Regions from separate parts of the Homo sapiens genome. Here all the other regions are linked to region 3. Evidence: chromatin contacts called from ENCODE Hi-C or POLR2A ChIA-PET data. All regions are on one chromosome and are shown on one strand. The core of a region is the stretch at or near the end of the contact, and the rest is flanking DNA. Distances in the headings are between cores, read along the strand shown. Region 1 holds the start of LINC03124 (long intergenic non-protein coding RNA 3124). Region 2 holds the start of SMPD4 (sphingomyelin phosphodiesterase 4). Region 3 holds the start of CCNT2-AS1 (CCNT2 antisense RNA 1).

The links. Hi-C counts contacts between places; a loop is a spot of excess contacts on that map. ChIA-PET counts read pairs that join two places held with the same protein, here RNA polymerase II (POLR2A). Pooled maps may share reads with other maps.
Region 1: a map of gastrocnemius medialis shows a loop between it and region 3 (9-fold over the local background). The contact joins the promoter of LINC03124 here to the promoter of CCNT2-AS1 in region 3. A Hi-C loop is called at or near these places in 1 of 168 maps with a recorded cell type or tissue (gastrocnemius medialis), 2 of 37 single-sample maps with no recorded cell type and 10 of 50 pooled maps.
Region 2: a loop to region 3 is called in a map of CD8-positive, alpha-beta T cell, with 13 times the contacts of the local background. The contact joins the promoter of SMPD4 here to the promoter of CCNT2-AS1 in region 3. A Hi-C loop is called at or near these places in 2 of 168 maps with a recorded cell type or tissue (CD4-positive, alpha-beta T cell and CD8-positive, alpha-beta T cell), 1 of 37 single-sample maps with no recorded cell type and 15 of 50 pooled maps. POLR2A ChIA-PET finds 5 or more read pairs at or near these places in 1 of 52 experiments (CD4-positive, alpha-beta T cell).

The regions. Positions count from the first base shown.
Region 1 is chr2:131,680,196-131,683,914 of GRCh38, forward strand. It overlaps LINC03124 (long intergenic non-protein coding RNA 3124), which reads left to right and starts at 2,304. Exons shown (of 10, transcript NR_167889.1): 1 at 2,304-2,793. RefSeq lists an enhancer at 1,737-1,856 and a silencer at 2,227-2,276.
Region 2 is chr2:130,179,948-130,183,378 of GRCh38, forward strand. SMPD4 (sphingomyelin phosphodiesterase 4) reads right to left here and starts at 1,655. Exons shown (of 20, transcript NM_017951.5): 1 at 1,583-1,655. It overlaps MZT2B (mitotic spindle organizing protein 2B), which reads left to right and starts at 2,315. Exons shown (of 3, transcript NM_025029.5): 1 at 2,315-2,505; 2 at 2,680-2,828. The coding sequence starts at 2,336. RefSeq lists enhancers at 567-1,363, 3,264-3,431 and silencers at 1,411-1,550, 2,061-2,570.
Region 3 is chr2:134,916,435-134,919,885 of GRCh38, forward strand. It overlaps CCNT2-AS1 (CCNT2 antisense RNA 1), which reads right to left and starts at 2,172. Exons shown (of 5, transcript NR_036549.1): 1 at 2,129-2,172. CCNT2 (cyclin T2) reads left to right here and starts at 2,388. Exons shown (of 9, transcript NM_058241.3): 1 at 2,388-2,578; 2 at 3,376-3,451. The coding sequence starts at 2,421. RefSeq lists enhancers at 1,298-1,347, 1,357-2,030, 2,108-2,267, 2,418-2,687, 2,898-2,987 and a silencer at 2,028-2,097.

The DNA.
Region 1 (3,719 bases), core at 1,054-3,553, 3.2 Mb before region 3:
TGAAAAAACAAGCTCTGGGTGCTGCTTTGTCCTCAGGCTGCTCCTCCATGGGACCTGCGGGCAGAAAAATGTGTACCACCTGGACCGTGGTTTCAGCAGAAGCAGGGTTATGCTGCCTGGGGCAGGAGGGGCTCTACACAAGCGCCTCTCAATACACAGCATTTGATGGTACGTGGACAAGTGTGGGAGCCCTAGACCAAGGACTCCGTGGTGAGCAAGACTCAGGACCCCTTAGGGGTGAGGGCCTGGGTTACACCACCAGGGGGTCACCCGGACCCTCAGCAGAAGGTGGAGGGGGTGGTGATCATTACCTTTGTGACCCTGCAATGGGTGGCAGCCACAGGACATAGGGTTCATTGAACGCACCTTGTGTAACTATTGCCCAGGAAAAGGCCCAGAATTTAATAAAGATGAGGCCCCTGGCAGTGAAGTGCTGGATGAGGCGCACCCCCTGGGGCATACCTGAACCTCCCCCAGGGCCTCGGCTGTGAGCTTTGATTATAGACACACCTGTGCCACAGCCCCTTCAGACTGCTCCCTTCACCTCTGAAAAACCAGACAGGATGCTTCTGTTCCTGGAAATGTGAATGCCCTTCGTGTGTTTTTTACTTTGACTATAAACTCATCTGCAACCAAAATATAGACTCCCACACAATAATAACGGGAGACTTTAACACCCTAATGTCAACATTAGACAGATCAACGAGACAGAAAGTTAACAAGGATATCCAGGAATTGAACTCAGCTCTGCACCAAGCAGACCTAATAGACATCTACAGAACTCTCCACCCCAAATCAACAGAATCTACATTCTTCTTAGCACCGCACAGCACTTATTCCAAAATTGACCACACAGTTGGAAGTAAAGCACTCCTCAGCAAATGTAAAAGAACAGAAATTATAACAAACTGTCTCTCAGACCACAGTGCAATCAAACTAGAACTCAGGATTAAGAAACTCACTCAAAACCACTCAACTACATGGAAACTGAACAACCTGCTCCTGAATGACTACTGGGTATATAACAAAATGAAGGCAGAAATAAAGATGTTCTTAGAAACCAATGAGAACAAAGACACAACATACCAGAATCTCTGAGACACATTTAAAGCAGTGTGTAGAGGGAAATTTATAGCACTAAATGCCCACAAGAGAAAGCAGGAAAGATCTAAAATTGACACCCTAACATCATAATGAAAAGAACTAGAGAAGCAACAGCAAACACATTCAAAAGCTAGCAGAAGGCAAGAAATAAGTAAGATCAGAGCAGAACTGAAGGAAATAGAGACACAAAAAACCCTTCAAAAAAATCAATGAATCCAGGAGCTGGTTTTTTGAAAAGATCAACAAAATTGATAGACCGCTAGCAAGACTCATAAAGAAGAAAAGAGAGAAGAATCAAATAGACGCAATAAAAAATGATAAAGGGGATATCACCACTGATCCCACAGAAATACAAGCTACCATCAGAGAATACTACAAACACCTCTACACAAGTACACTAGAAAATCTAGAAGGAAATGGATAAATTCCTGGACACATACACCCTCCCAAGACTAAACCAGGAAGAAGCTGAATCTCTGAATAGACCAATAACAGGCTCTGAAATTGAGGAAATAATTAATAGCCTCTCCCTGGGAATGGGCGGGCCTGGGTCCAGTCCACAGGGCCCCTCGTGGGCCCTGATGAAGGAAAGAGTTGAGATGGGGGCAGCGCTGGACCCCAGGGCCCCTGCCTGCCTCCTGGAGAGCCCGGTGACCCAGGCAGCCCTGGTGAGGCTGTGGGTGCCTGGGCCATAGCGAGGCCCGCGAGCTCCCACAGGACAGATGCGGACAGTGAGGCCGGGGAGGCCCTGCTGCCCTCCGAACTGTCCCTCCAGCCCCCAGCTTTCTGTGGTTCTCTGGGCCCCCTCTGCAGAGGGGCAGGGGAGCCCACCCTGGATCCTGAGACGCCAAGCTTGAGGGACCCCCAGAGCTCTAGCGAGGCTGCTTCCTTTGCGGATGGTGAAGCTGAGGTCCAGAGGAGGGCAGGGGCAGGTCCTGGGCGCTCCCTAGGCAAAGGGAGCCGATCTCCGGGAGGCGGTCACAGGGAGCGCTCCTGCGACTTCTAGGGCCCGAAAGCTGGGGAGGATGAGAGACCAGGGGCCTTTCGTCGTCCCCTGGGCTGGGCAGAGGCTCAGCCTGTGCCGCAACCCTAAGCGGCTTCTGGCAAGTCCGAGCCGCGGTCCCTTTAAGAGGGGGTGGAGCTTCAACCTGGCACTAGGGATGCTGCTAGCGTGCGTGTCCCTACGGAGCTGAGACTGCAGTTCCTGCGACGCCCCTGCAGCAGCAGCAGCGTGGTCAGAGCGAGCTTCTGAGCGGTGGTGGGTTCCATGTGATGGTGGAGTAGGAGACAGGTCTCCGCGGTCAGTGGCGGGGGCGTGGACCCCACCGGGAACCCTCCCTGCTCCTTCCCTGCCTCTCCCTGTTTTCGTGCCCGCACTTCTTCGTGGGCATCTGGGCCCGAGTCCTCCGCTTGGGGGCGGTTGTGCGGTCCTGGCTACTGCAGCGTCCGCACCCCGGCCGGGAAGGCTATGCCAATGTCCGACCCGCGTCCAGCGTATAGGAGCGCCCTGGCCCACAGCTGGCGGTAAAACGCGGGACCTGGGTCCCTCGGAGCCCCAGGGGCCTCTGAGCTGGAGTCTAGGATTATTTTTGATGCCTCAGCACCTTTAAAAAGAGACCTCGCTAGAGCAGGGGGCATCTGTATTTTCAGTTCTTTGAGGAGTCTCCAGCTATTTAGCTGTTTTCCATGGTGTGTATCCTAATTTTCATTTCCACCTACAGTGTATGAGTTTCCCTTTCTCCAAAACCACACCCGCATTCCTACTATTTTTGGTTTGGGGTTTGTTTTGTTTTTGTTTTTGTTTTGAGACGGAGTCTTGCTCTGTCTTACAGGCTGGAGTGCAGTGGCGCCATCTCGGCCGACTGCAACCGCTGCCTGGTTTTAAGCAAGTCTCCTGTCTCAGCCTCCAGAGTAGCTGGGACTACAGGCGCCGCCACCATGCCCAGCTCATTTTTGTATTTTTAGTAGAGATGGGGTTTCACGATATTGGTCAGGCTGGTCTCAAACTCCTGACCTCAGGTGACCCACCTGCCTCAGCCTCGCAAAGTGCAGAGATTACAGGCATGAGACACCGTTCCCAGCCCCTCCTATTTTTTTAAAAAAATCAAGGAATATTCGATAAGTGTGAGATTATCTGTGTGTGGTTTTGAATTACAGTTTTCTAATGAATAGTTGATTTTGAGGACCTTATCTCTTATTTGTTGTTCGATTTTATGGCTGTGCAGAATTGTCTGTTCAGGTTCTTTGCAAAATATTAGATTGGATGCTTTTGCTACTTTGTAGTGTTTTTTGTGTACATATTAGATGACAACTCCTCGTGAATTACAAGATTGCCTGAAATTTTTGCCTAATCTATAGGATGCTTTTTTAATTGGAAAGTAGTTTTCTTTGATGTGCAGAAACTTTTCATGTTGATGTAGTCAACATGATATTTATTTTTGCGTTTCATGCATGTAATTTTCGTCACCCATATAAGAAAATAATATGTCAGTGACAAAGCATTTAATTGTCAATGAGGTTTTTCTTCCAGGGTGTTTATTTTCCTCTTTGCAAAGGTGAGCAGAGATTCAAGTGACCCAAAATATATGCTCATCCTGTGTTTTAGTTAAAAACAT
Region 2 (3,431 bases), core at 405-2,904, 4.7 Mb before region 3:
CGGCCGCTTTTTCTTTTTTCTCCTTTTTTTTTTTTTGAGATGGTCTCGCTCTGTCGCCCAGAGTGGAGTGCAGTGGCGCGATCTGGGCTCACTGCAAGCTCCGCCTCCCGGGTTCACGCCATTCTCCTGCCTCAGCCTCCCTAGTAGCTGGGATTACAGGCGCCCGCCACCACGCCCGGCTAATTGTTTTTTGTATTTTTAGTAGACAGGGTTTCACGTGTTAGCCAGGATGGTCTCGATCTCCTGACCTCGTGATCCGCCCGCCTCAGCCTCCCAAAGTGCTAGGATTACAAGCGTGAGCCACTGCGCCCGGCCAGCTTTCTCTTTTTCTTTTTTCAGACGGAGTCTCGCTCTGGGCTCTGTCGCACAGGCTGGAGTGCAGTGGCGCGATCTCAGCTCACTGCAACCTCCGCCTCGCGGGTGCAAGCAATTCTCTTACTCAGCCTCCCAAGTGGCTGGGATTACAGGCGCCCGCTACCACGCCCGGCTAATTTTTGTATTTTTTACTAGAGACGAGGTTTCACCATCTTGGCCAGGCTGGTCTTGAACTCCTGACCTCGTGATCCACCCGCCTGGGCCTCCCAAAGTGCTGGGATTACAGGCGTGAGTCACCGCTCCCGGCCTCAATTCTTAACCTAGCTATCAACTGCAGTGTTAAAGAAAAACGCCTCAGTCCTAAGGCACTTGGTCAAGAAAACGCTGCACTACTACAAAATGATCAAAGCAGCATTAAACTGTGGACTGTTCGGTAAGTGCGGAGCTCTAGAGACGATGAAGGGGAGAGCATCTCTGCTCAGAAGAAGCTTTCATGGGCAGCGACTGAAAGAATGAGGCCCAGAGGAATTTCTAGGAAATTTCCAAGAAAGGAAATTCAAACCCGAGAATTCCCAAGAGGTGTCTCCCACACCCCTGTTATCTGACTCTGCCATGGCCACCCTCCCCCGTCACAGGTCTCTGCGTGCCATGCACCTAGAGTCCACTTCATGGCGACTCTCCAACACCTATTTTCTCCAGGAGCTGCTTCGGACCCCGTTTGTTTTTTGTTTTGTTTTGTTTTTCTGACAGCGACAGCCCTTGGGCAACGCTAATCATTCCAAGCAAATTCTGTCATGCCAAGACCTCCCTTAACAGCACGCGCCCACTTGTTCCCAACTCTCCTGCCAATTGGGCTTCGGGAGCCTCCAAAACCAAGGCTCGGAGATGTGGAGCACACAGGGGAAGGGTCGAGCTGGGACCCACACCCGGCTCTTACACCCACACCGCCTGTTGAGCCCAAGGCTCAACTTCAACACAAAGCTCTCCTTCCCTCAATTCCTTCAACGAAGGTTAACCTTCAGCGAACACCTACCGGACCGGGACAGAGTGTACGAGCCGCGCGGGAAGGTGGCACAAAGGCATGGCCCAGAGGGGTGGCAGAAGACTCAACCGGGGCCCTCCACTCCCCAGCCTGCCCTGCCTGGGCAGAGCCGGCTGGCCGGCCCGAGTCCTGGGGCTCGCGGAGGAACGGAGATGGCCTCCGCAGGGGCTCGGGGAAGCCCCCAGGGCGCCGGACCGTCTCAGGCGCGCATCCCGCGCCACTCACCTGTGGGATCCATAGCGTCGCTCGCCTCAGAGATGGAAGCCGCCATTCCGCCACGGCGCCGAAAGTCGTCATCAAGCTGCGCGCAGAGCCACGCCCCGCGGCCGGGCGGGAAAAGCGCTTCCACCTCTTTGGGCCGTTACCTCAAAAGGCGCGTGCGCAAAGCGAAGGCCGGCCGGGCGGGGAAGAGAAATGGCGAGGCAGGAGTGCGGGGGAGGGAGTGGTCCTTAGCTGAATGCGCCTGCGTTGTGGCGGCCTCCGGCGCCCCAAGGTACTTTCTCCCCAGCAAGGAATCCGCGTGCGCGTAAGCAGTATTGTTGATTAGTGCCCCCCCCTTCCCCCCGCCCGCCCCGAAAAGCGACCCCTAGTGGTGCACCGGTGCGGACCAGAAAATTGCACGCTTTCTTGAAAGAGGCATTTACCGAGCGCCCAATGTATGCCTGGCACTGGGCTGGGTGCTGCCACCTAAGCGAGCACGACCAATGCAGTCTATCAGGGAGGCCCAGATCGCCAAGCAGCGGACCCCTGCGGTCCGCCATGCCACTCCCGGCTCCTAGAGCGCCGCTCAGCACACCGTGAGCGCCCAATAACTGTTGGGCTTCAATGACGCCGCGGAGGCGGCCCCGTCCCCGCGCTCCCGCCCCTCCCGCCAGGGCAGCCCGGGAGGCCAGACGTTGACGCTGCAGGGAGAGGGTGGTGGGCGCAGCCGCTAGGGGGCGCGGCGGGGCGGAGCGCACCTTTCCGCGGGCCGCGGGGATGGCGGCGCAGGGCGTAGGGCCTGGGCCGGGGTCGGCGGCGCCCCCGGGGCTGGAGGCGGCCCGGCAGAAGCTGGCGCTGCGGCGGAAGAAGGTGCTGAGCACCGAGGAGATGGAGCTGTACGAGCTGGCGCAGGCGGCGGGCGGCGCTATCGACCCCGACGTGTTCAAGTGAGCGGGGCGGGTGGGGGCCGCATGCTAGCCAGACACCCCCCGACCTCTGCTTTCCGGGTACGCCCGGCCCGCTGGTCGGGAGGAGCCCCCGCCCCCGTCCTTGTCGGGTCTTCAGGGAGGTGGCCGCGCCGGGCGGAGAGGGCTCACCGGCCCCGCGTCTGTCCCCGCCAGGATCCTGGTGGACCTGCTGAAGCTGAACGTGGCCCCCCTCGCCGTCTTCCAGATGCTCAAGTCCATGTGTGCCGGGCAGAGGCTAGCGAGCGAGCCCCAGGACCCTGCGGCCGTGTCTCTGCCCACGTCGAGCGTGCCCGAGACCCGAGGTCAGAGCTGGGCCCGCTGTCCCTGCCCCAGTGGCGGGGGTGGCGGGCGGGGAGGGGGCAGGCGCGGCACAGCGGCGGCGTGGCCCTGAGTGGCCAGGCCTGTCTGTCGGTCTAGGCCCAGCACCTGCAGGGCCCATCCGTGGGCTCTGCTCCTGGGCTTCGCTGCCAGCCTTAGGAGGCACGTCCAGGTCAGGTGGACGCAGAGTGCGTACCCCAGGGTGGTCCAGGCTGGGTAGGGCTCCTCCGCTTAGCTCCCCTCCACCTCTTCACTCAGGCCTTCATCCTACAACGTCGGGAATCAAGACAGTTTGGGGCTGGGCGCCCTGGCTCACGCCTATAATCTTTGGGACCCCAGGGCGGGAGGATCGTTTGAGGCCATGAGTTTTAGACCACTCTGGGTGACAGGGTGAGATCCTGTCTCTAAATGTTTTTCAAAAGACAGTCTCGATCTCTGTCCTGTGGTATACAGCATCCAGGGAAGTGCCCAGGGACCAGGGCAGGCAGAGGTCTTCCTGCCTTTACCCCACCTGGGCCCAGTTCCTGCGCAGGGGCTTGGCCAGTCCTGGTCAGCTTTCCCTCTGATGACTGCAGGAAGAGAGTCAG
Region 3 (3,451 bases), core at 922-3,421:
CCCTAAATCTGAGAATCAGAAACACTCCAAAACCCAAAACTTCAAGCCCCCACATGACATTCAAAGGAAATGTTCATTGGCGCATTTCAGATTTAGAATTTTTGGATTAGGATGCTCAATGGCTAAGTTTATAATTCAAATATTTCAAAACCTAAAAAAACCTGAAATCCAAAACACATCTGGTCTCAAGCATTTCAGATACGTGATACTCAACCTGTATTACTTTGGGAGACGGTACTATTGTAAATGGCATTTTTAAATTATAAATTCCAATTGTTCATTGCTGGTGTATAGGAAAACTGACTTTTGTATTCAACCTTATATCCTAAAATTTTACAGAAGAAGTTTTATGTCTTCCTTCCCAATATGTATATACTTTTAATTTACTTTTCTTGTTAGCTAGAACACCCAGTACCACGTTGAAAAGACTGGTGAGAGGGGACATGCTTGCCTTGTGTCAGACTTTAGGTGGAAAGAATGTAGTTTCTCACAACAGAAACAATCTATTGTTAGCTGCAGAATTTTTGTAGATGCTCTTTATCAAGTTGAGGAAGTTCTCCTTTATTCCCAGTTTGCTGAGTTTTTATCATGAATGGATGTTGAGGATGGGCACTTCTTTTATTTGTGTGTGTGTGTGACAGGATCTCACTCTGTCACCCAGGCTGGGGTGCAACCTCACCTCTCAGGTTGAAGCGATACTCCCAAGGAGCTAGGACTACAGACGCCACCACATCCAGCTAATTTTTTAAAAAACTTTTGTAGAGGTGGGGTCTCATTATGTTGCCCAGGCTGGTCTAGAACACTTTGGCCTCCCAAAGTGCTGGGATTACAGCCGGGAAACACTGCACCTGGCCAAGGGTTTGCACTTTTAAAATGTTGCTTTAAATCAATCTATTCCAGAAATTGTAAGCAACATAAAACGTAAAGCAAGGGAAGTGAGTATGAAATAGCAACTGTTACAAAAACTGCCTACTATAATCAATATTCTTGTGCAATGCAGTATGCTGAGCGTGGGAGCCCCATAACAATCACTTGCCTCCATGGTCTTTGGCAAATAGATATTACTTTATTTTTTATTTTCGAGACAAGGTCTTGCACTATCGCCCAAGCTGGGGTGCAGCAGCGAGATCTAGCTCACCGCAGCCTCCACCTCCTGGGCTCAAGCCATCCTCCCACTTCAGCCTCGGGAGTAGCTGGGACTACAGGCGCGCCACCAAACCTGGCTAATTTTTGTATTTTTGGTAGAGACGGGGTATCGCCATGTTGCCCTTGCCCTCGAACTCCTGACCTCAAGTGATCGGCCCACTGGACCTCCCCAAGTGCTGAGATTACAGGCGTGAGCCACCGTGCCCGGCCTCCAAATAGTTAAGACTTTAAACTTAGAAACCCTATTCACAACACAAACTCCGAGTGAAGCTCAGTGGCATTTTCTTACAGGAAGAAATACAGGAGTTAATCAACAGGTATGTGGGATGTTCCCACATCAAATCCTAAAGATAAAATTTTAACTCAGTTCCTCCTGCACTATCTGATTCTCCCCAACCTTGTCTCGCAGAAACCACAGCGCAGCCTGAAAACACGCCCCGTCTAGATTCAACACCTCATTTAGAAATTCAATTTCTCGTTGCTAGTTGGATAGCGTTTGCCAAGTAATTTGAAAAAATAAAAATAAACCAAGTGGTCTGGGATTTAAACAAGATAATGTAGGGTGAAAAAAGCACTCAGGTGCGGACAGCCATGGAGCGTGACTTCCTGTGCACTCTTTCCCCGCCAGCTCAACGCCAGAGCCGCGCGCTAGGCGGAGACTGTTGGTGGCGGAGGCCGGAGTCGCACGCCTACGAGACTGCGCGGACCCGCCCAAAAGGAAAATGGAAGTAGTGGCGTGAGGCTGCGACAGTGAAGGTTATTTTTCTCTTTTTAAAGGGCCGCTAGACCTCCCGTCTAAAGGAAGCGCCCGACGGGCCTCCGAAGTACACGCCCAGGCCCCCACAGCGCAGCCGCCCGACCGCCTCTCTTCACACCGGCCAGAGTCCACCCTCTCCCACTTTCCCCTCCCCTCCCCTCCCCGCCCCTTCCCTCCCCACCCCTTCGCCCCGCCAACCCTAGACCCGGCATGCGCTGCGCCGACCTTTTCCTTCCGAGCCGACCTCTCCACCTTCGGCGCCTCCCAATGACAAGCGGCGCGGAGCATTGTGGTCCCGTGCGCAAGAGCGAGGCCGAGGGCAGAAAAAGAAAGCAAAAGACTAGGGCGAGTCGGTAGAGCGGGCCCCGCGCATGCGCAAGGGCGGAGGCGGTGGTGAAAAAGGGTGGTGCGTGGTCTACGGCGAGCGGAGTGGGGCGGGGTCGCGCGCCTTGGCGGGGAGTCCGCGAGCCAGGAGGGGCGGGGGGTGAATGAAGGAGCGGGCGGAGGAGGAAGTGTCATGGCGTCGGGCCGTGGAGCTTCTTCTCGCTGGTTCTTTACTCGGGAACAGCTGGAGAACACGCCGAGCCGCCGCTGCGGAGTGGAGGCGGATAAAGAGCTCTCGTGCCGCCAGCAGGCGGCCAACCTCATCCAGGAGATGGGACAGCGTCTCAATGTGTATCCTTTTCTGTTCGCCGCCGCTCACGCCCTGTTTCCCTTGCCCGGTCGCCGGGCCTGGTGCCCCGCGAACATGGCGCCGCCGGCCTCGGCCTTCGCTGGGCCTCGGCGCCGCGGTCAGGGAAGTAATGTTCCGGCTCGGGCAGTCGCGAGGGGTCAGCAGAGGAAGGGAGGAGGAGATAGGACCCCAGGAATGCGGGCCAGGAGCCTGCGTTGTGTAATCTGTTTGGGGCAGCGCGTGGTGGTGGCGGCGGGGGTTGGGAGTGTGGCTCAGGCGAAAGAGGAATTTTAGGGATTATTGCAGAAAAGGGGCGGCTCCCTGGACTTGTCCCTGACCCCGAAGGGTTTGAGAGGTAGGAGGGTTAGCGATGCTGAAAGGCCTAAGTGTTTGCCGCAGCCTTTCCCGGCTCTCGTCGCCGGCTTGATGGCGGCTCTCTTCTACCTTGGGAGCGTACTGGAGTTCTTTATGTTCTTGGCGTGGTTTTGTATGGGTGTGTGCGCGCGCGTTTCAACTGTTTCATTTTGAGTTTAGTTAGTCGTAGCCATTGATAAATAGTTCCAGGGCCCTCAGCGCTGTTAGAGTGAAAAGATCAGCAGTTCTTATTCCCATTTATTTGGCGTCAAGCCTATTCTCTTCCTGCCGCCCCACCCCCCGCGGGCATTTATTTCTTTATTTCCAGTTTGGGGTTTGGATTTGAATGGGAGGTATTGGAAAAGAACCTGGGAATTTTCCATCAAAATTGTTCTGGGAATGAGATCTTGCTTTTGTCAGATATTTCCTAAATATTACGTTCCAGCTCTCAGCTTACAATAAACACTGCGATTGTTTATATGCACAGGTTTTATATGCACCATTCTTTCACCAAATTCAAC